Linked DNA regions of Homo sapiens: region 2 is linked to region 1. The links are chromatin loops, found by intact Hi-C in ENCODE. Cell type or tissue: lower leg skin. All regions are shown on one strand. Links, peaks and the distances in the headings refer to the core of each region. The heading gives the core; the rest is flanking DNA. Region 1 overlaps GGTA1 (glycoprotein alpha-galactosyltransferase 1 (inactive)). Region 2 overlaps DAB2IP (DAB2 interacting protein).

Region 1 (2,907 bases), core at 158-2,657:
CTGGAGTCCCTGGGAACCATGTACAGCTACTTCCATTGTCTCCTACATCCATGGCAGATAGGGATACCTCCCCTCTGAGCCCCAGTGTGGCCTTAGCACCCTTGCCAATGGAGGCAGCCTCCTCTATTAACCAAATTGGCATGATCTGCCACTGCAGGTCTATGCAATTTAAGGTAGAACAGACTCCTCAGCTCTAGTTAGATCATCCTAAATGTATCCTTTTAGAAAGAATTAGGTGGGCATGTAAATTAGTTCAACCATTGTGGAAGACAGTGTGGCGATTCCTCAGGGATCTAGAACCAGAAATACCAGTTGACTTAGCAATCCTATTACTGGGTATATACCTAAAGGATTATAAATCATTCTATTATAAAGATACATGCACACATGTGTTTATTGCAGCACTATTCACTATAGCAAAGACTTGAAATCAACCCAAATGCCCATCAATGATAGACTGGATAAAGAAAATGTGGCACATATACACCATAGAATACTATGCAGCCATAAAAAAGGATGAGTTCATGTCCTTTGCTGGGACATGGATGAAGCTGGAAACCATCATTCTCAGCAAACTAACACAGGAACAGAAAACCAAACACCGCATGTTCTCACTCGTAAGTGGGAGGTGAACTATGAGAACACCTGGACACAGGGAGGGGAACATCGCACACCGGGGCCTGTCAGGGGATGGGGGGCTAGGGGAGGGATATCATTAGGAGAAATACCTAATGTAGATGATGGGTTGCTGGGTGCACCACCATGGCACGTGTATACCTATGTAACAAACCTGCACGTTCTGCACATGTATCCCAGAACTTAAAGTATAGTAGTAATTTTAAAAAAGAACGGGGTAAAAGCATTTTTTAAAAACTGCCTCTTGAAGTTCATTGATTTAATCTGTTCTCTTTTTTTCTCCCCTCTTCTTTTTTCCTAGGAGAAAATAATGAATGTCAAAGGAAAAGTAATTCTGTCAATGCTGGTTGTCTCAACTGTGATCATTGTGTTTTGGGAATTTATCAACAGGTAATTATGAAACATGATGAAGTGATGTGGATGAAAATACTGCTTTGATTCTATCCTACTAGTATCATCCAAGTTGCCAGGCTGAATTGAAATTAGGATTAACTAAAACCATAAATAAGGGATTCCACCCTTCCTGAATTCCTAAGCCCTGGACTGTCTTTAAAATCATTAGCTCTCCCAAGTGACTTCTGGCTAACTACTTATCTTCCTTCCTGCCTTGTTCCTAATATCATAATTTTTGTAACAGTAGGCTAGATCCAGAGAAAATGAGATCAAATTAGGCCCAATGTAATTTTAAATAACTTGGATAATCAAATATGGAAATTACCTTAAGAAATTTCAGACAGGAATTCCATGAGAAATCCACCCTGAATTTTGAAATCCTGAAATATTTGCAGAGTTTAAAGGAGCAACTTAAGTTGTTGAATTTTGCTGCAAAATACATACTGAATTGCTAGTGATTCATTTGTGCCTGGCTAAAATCTTTGAGAGAGAGAGAGAGTGTGTGTGGGTGTGTGTGTGTGTTTAACTTTGAAAAGCAAAATGAATTAAGCATTTCTAAGTTTTCAAATTCATCTATGGATTCACCCCAAATATATGAGCTACCTCTGTGCCTTTTGAAACTACAATGCCTGGCCATTCCAGCTGGAGAGGCTTCTGACTGAAGTCTTCACAAGCAGCCACAGAAATGCCTGATGCCTTTGACTCAAAAGACTGGAAAAGCTCAGCCTTAAGGTTCAAAAAATCTACTGTACAATTGAGTTGTACAGAGCTATTTTGGTACCATTAATATTTTCATAGCGGAGTGTTTCAGTGGCCCCCAAGTTCAAGATGGTAGCCTGGATTAACATTCGAATATCTCTTTTGATTCTTTTTTTTTTTTTTTTTTGAGACAGAGTCTCTCTCTTGTCACCTAGGCTGGAACACAGTGGCATGATCTCGACTCACTGCAACATCTGCCTTCCAGGTTCAAGCAATTCTCCTGCCTCAGCCTCCTGAGTAGCTGTGATTACAGGCGTGTATTACCACGCCCAGCTAATTTTTGTATTTTTAGTGGAGACAGGGTTTCACCATGTTGGCCAGGCTGGTCTTGAACTCCTGACCTCAAATGATCCACCTGCCTCGGCCTCCCAAAGTGCTGGGATTACAGGCGTGAGCCACCATGCCCGGCCTCTTTTGATTCTTAAATTCTAAGATTTGATGATCTAGGAGGACTGTCTTGGTTACTAAAAATGGAACCGTGCCTTTAGGTGCATCAGTAGCAGAAGAACTCTCCGAATGCTGGAGCCATTAGTCCCTGTGGTGCTGCACAGATGTAACCATTTCTGGAATGTTGCTTTGTTTCATTCTGCACAACTCATTTTAAGAAAAACATGACAAACTAGAGTGTGACCAAGTTAAAAGGGTCTGGAAACTAGGTCTTTTGAATTGAGAAAACTGAGGGGATTTAGTTCAAAGAAGAGATGACTCAGAGTTTTGTGTGGGGACCCTGGAACTCTCTTAGGCAACTGAGGGCTGAGGACGTTTCCCACTCAGACTCTAGAGCTAGGCTGCTCCTTGGGCAAGTTGCTCAGCCACTCTGTTCTTGTTTAGTTTCCCTATCTTTAAAAATTGGGGATAATAGGCTGGGCATGGTGGCTCACACCTGTAATCCCAACACTTTGGGAGGCCAAGGAGGACAGATTGCTTGAACCCAGGAGTTCAAGACCAGCCCTGGCAAAATCGCAAGACCCTGTCTCTACAAAAGTAAAATTAAAAAGTTAGCCAGGCATGGTGGTGCGCACCTGTAGTCTCAGCTACTTACGACGCTGAGGTGGGAGGATCACTTGAGCCTGAGAGGTTGAGGCTGCAGTGAGCTGTGGTCCTGCCACTGCACTCCAG
Region 2 (2,907 bases), core at 194-2,693, 230 kb before region 1:
CAGCCCATCCTGCCCTCCCAGCCTTCAACATCACAACCACACCACATCAGAGCAGGGAGAGGCACTGCTCCACTCATCCAGGTTTGGCCATGAGCTGGGGGGCGGGCGGGGTCACCATAGTTGTTTTTACTCACTGAACTCCAAATAGGATGACTCCAGGGACAGCCCCAGAGAAATTTCTGCCCATCCATCCCAGCAGCAGCCGACGAATCTGTTCCTAAGCAAAGCAGCAAATCAGGAGACCCCAGTCCTGGGAAAGCCTATTTCAGCTCCAAGGCTGGGTAGAGAGATTTCAAACCCAGTCTTTCTGCCTGTCCATGGGAAATCTAGGCTCCCTTCCTGTGCCAGAGAGGCCACCAAGCCATATTTTGTTTATAGAAAATTAATAAGACAATTCCACACCGCTGCCAGTGACATTCTGCTCCAACCGCTACCGTTTCCTACTGTTTCCAGAAACAGGCTTGTAGTTTCACTCCCAACCCCCACTCTGCGCCCCTTCAGCATGTGGCAAGGCTGACCTGAGGCCAAGTGGGGCAGGACCCGCACGAGGTCGTCTTGGCCATGCCCCGACCTCTGGCTAGGGTGGCCAGCCAGCACTTGCCGGCTTCTAGGTACAGGCTTCCCGCTGTAAGGAGGTAAACATGACATGCATGCCGCCTGCTCCCGGGAGAGCAGACACACTCAGAAGCCGGACTGCCTGTTGTCTCTCCTGCTCCCCGGACAACCACCACATGCACACAAAACGGGGTACGTACACAAGCCCCCGCATGCGGGTGCAGAGGGTCCTGACCCCCGCCAAGGAAAGCGCGGAGAAGGGCATGTTCCTGGGGAAGACAGCCGAAGGCAGGGGCCCGGTGGAGGGAGGAAGGCAGCAAACCGGGTGGCCTGCCGCCCAGACAATAACAAAGATGGGAAGCGAGATTTTCAAAGACGCAGTGACTGCACCCAGCGCTGAGCTCTGGCCTGGCTGCATCTTCCTGCCAGGGCACGCCTGGTCCCCTGGGGCACCAGGGCCATCAGAGAAAGGCTGAGGGTCCCGCCTCAGGCTGGGCTTGGCAGCTGGGGCAGGAAACCAGCTGCAGGCAGTGGTGAGGATGCACTGGAGAGCGCGGCTCTGGGACGATGGAAATTAAACGTCTAGCCATTCTACTGGGAGGTGGAAGTGTTACTCTCCAGGAAGATGCTAGGGGTCAGTTAAACAGTCACTCAACCTTGGGCAGGAGTTGGGCTGTAACTTGTACTCCTCTGCCCGCTAGAACCAAGGGGGAGGGGAGAGACATTTTCATGCTACCTACGCCTCCCCTACAGGGAGTGCCAACACGGACACAGCCCTACGAAGGCAGATGCCAGTGGTCTGAGACGTTCGGGCTGAATGCTGAAAAGGCTCCTCGGTGCCTGCCCGTACTTTCACCTCCACAGGCTGGGCAGGGACATGTTCTAACTGGCACTGGAATCCATCACCATGCCTGTGCCTAAGTGGAAAGGTGCCTGTGGCTGGCACCACTCGAGGAGGACCTGGGCCCTGAGAGGCTGTGTCCGCCCAGTGCCCCCTGGAGGACAGGATGGCTTGCCCTTGCGAGCTGAAGCCTGCTCCCTGGCCAGCGTCTCCCGGCAGGTTGAACCACCTCCTCCTCCCTCTCCCCTTCTGCCCCACCAGCCACCTCCCCGCGGAATTTCCACACCTGCTCCCGGCTGGCCCAGGAGAAGGAAACAGAAAGCAGGAGACACCCCTGAGAGTGGAGAGGTGAGGGAAGGAGAGAAGCAGCTGCCTAGGCTGGAGAGGAGATGGCCCTGGCTCCCCAGCCTCAGGCTGTGCCCCCAGCTCAGGGCCTGGGCACTGCCCGCTCTGCTAGCGCCAGCCCCCAGTGGAGCACGCGCCCTACTTAGAGCAGATGTGCCCCCTAAGTGGCCCAGCCCCCTGCTCCTCCCCTCCAGATGTTCACCCTTCCCCTCACCACGGGCAGCGCCCGGTCTCGGCCAAACCCGGCCGAAAATGCCTTTTGTATCTGATACCCAGGGGCTCCCAAGGCAGGGGGATGGGTCCTGGCGGCAGAGGCCCCACTTCCGTCCCCGGTTCGGGCACCGCACGGCCCGGGAAACAATGCCCACCTCGGACAGGCGAGGCAGGACTTCCCTGCGAGGGGACTTCGCGCCCGGCCTCGCCCGGGCCGCCGCGGGCACCCTCTGCTCTCCTCTCTTCTACTCACCTAACCCCGGAGGGAGGCACAGGGTCCTCCCCTCGGGCCCCCTAGTCCGGCCGAGGTGGCCCCATAAGTTCCCGGCGGGCGGCGTGGGGTCCCCCCACCGCCGTGTGGCTCGCCCCGGGCCGGGCTCGCGCTTTGTCCCCGCGTCCTCAGGGGCGCAGCCCGGGGCGGCGGCGCGGGGGACCGGGCGGCGGCGGCGGGCTCACCTCTCATTGTCCGCGGCGGCGGCGGCGGCGCTCCGGAACCCCGGCAGGATGTGGCGGAAGCTGTGGTTGCGGTCCAGCTTGGGCTGGCTCTTGGTGCGCTTGATGGAGCCCTTGAGGCGGCGGCTGAGGAAGCCCTGCGCACGGGGGGACAAGAGGGGGAAGGGGAGGCGGGGTTAGCGCGGCGGCGGCGGGCCGGGACCCGCGCGGGACCCGCACCCTTGCTGGGCGGCCGCGCGGCCGAGGGCGGGCCGGGCTCGGGCTCGGCCCCAGCAGCTCGCGGCCCGCGCCGCCCGCCCGCCGACCGAGCGCCGACGGCCCGGCCCGCGCAGCGCGGCCCAGCCCACCCCGCCCGCCACGTCGCCCCCGCCCCCTAAGCCGCTGTTGCCTTGGCGACGCCGAGCCGAGCCGCGCCGACCGCGGCCGAGGCTGCCCGAGCCCCCCGGGCGCCGGGGCGAGGGGGAGTACCGGGACGAGGGGGCGGGGCTGCGGAGGGGCGG

What was found. Peaks named below come from ENCODE experiments on the same cell type or tissue, not always from the same donor. Only the 100,000 strongest peaks of a DNase experiment are listed, where the experiment ranks them.
Region 2: a loop joins it to region 1, with 7 times the contacts of the local background. A loop is called at or near these places in 2 of 110 quality-filtered maps.

What each region holds. Positions count from the first base shown.
Region 1 is chr9:121,465,962-121,468,868 of GRCh38, reverse strand. GGTA1 (glycoprotein alpha-galactosyltransferase 1 (inactive)) reads left to right here. Exons shown (of 6, transcript NM_001382585.1): 2 at 938-1,026. The coding sequence starts at 947. Among named protein-coding and RNA genes, the nearest start is that of GGTA1, 32 kb to the left of the region's middle. In lower leg skin, for the core only: no CTCF peak of the experiment used is centred there; no DNase peak of the experiment used is centred there.
Region 2 is chr9:121,698,962-121,701,868 of GRCh38, reverse strand. It overlaps DAB2IP (DAB2 interacting protein), which reads right to left. Exons shown (of 16, transcript NM_001395010.1): 3 at 2,411-2,544. Among named protein-coding and RNA genes, the nearest start is that of DAB2IP, 49 kb to the right of the region's middle. RefSeq lists a silencer at 2,323-2,402. In lower leg skin, for the core only: no CTCF peak of the experiment used is centred there; DNase peaks (open chromatin) are centred at 1,568, 2,014 and 2,451; H3K4me3 peaks cover 595 bases.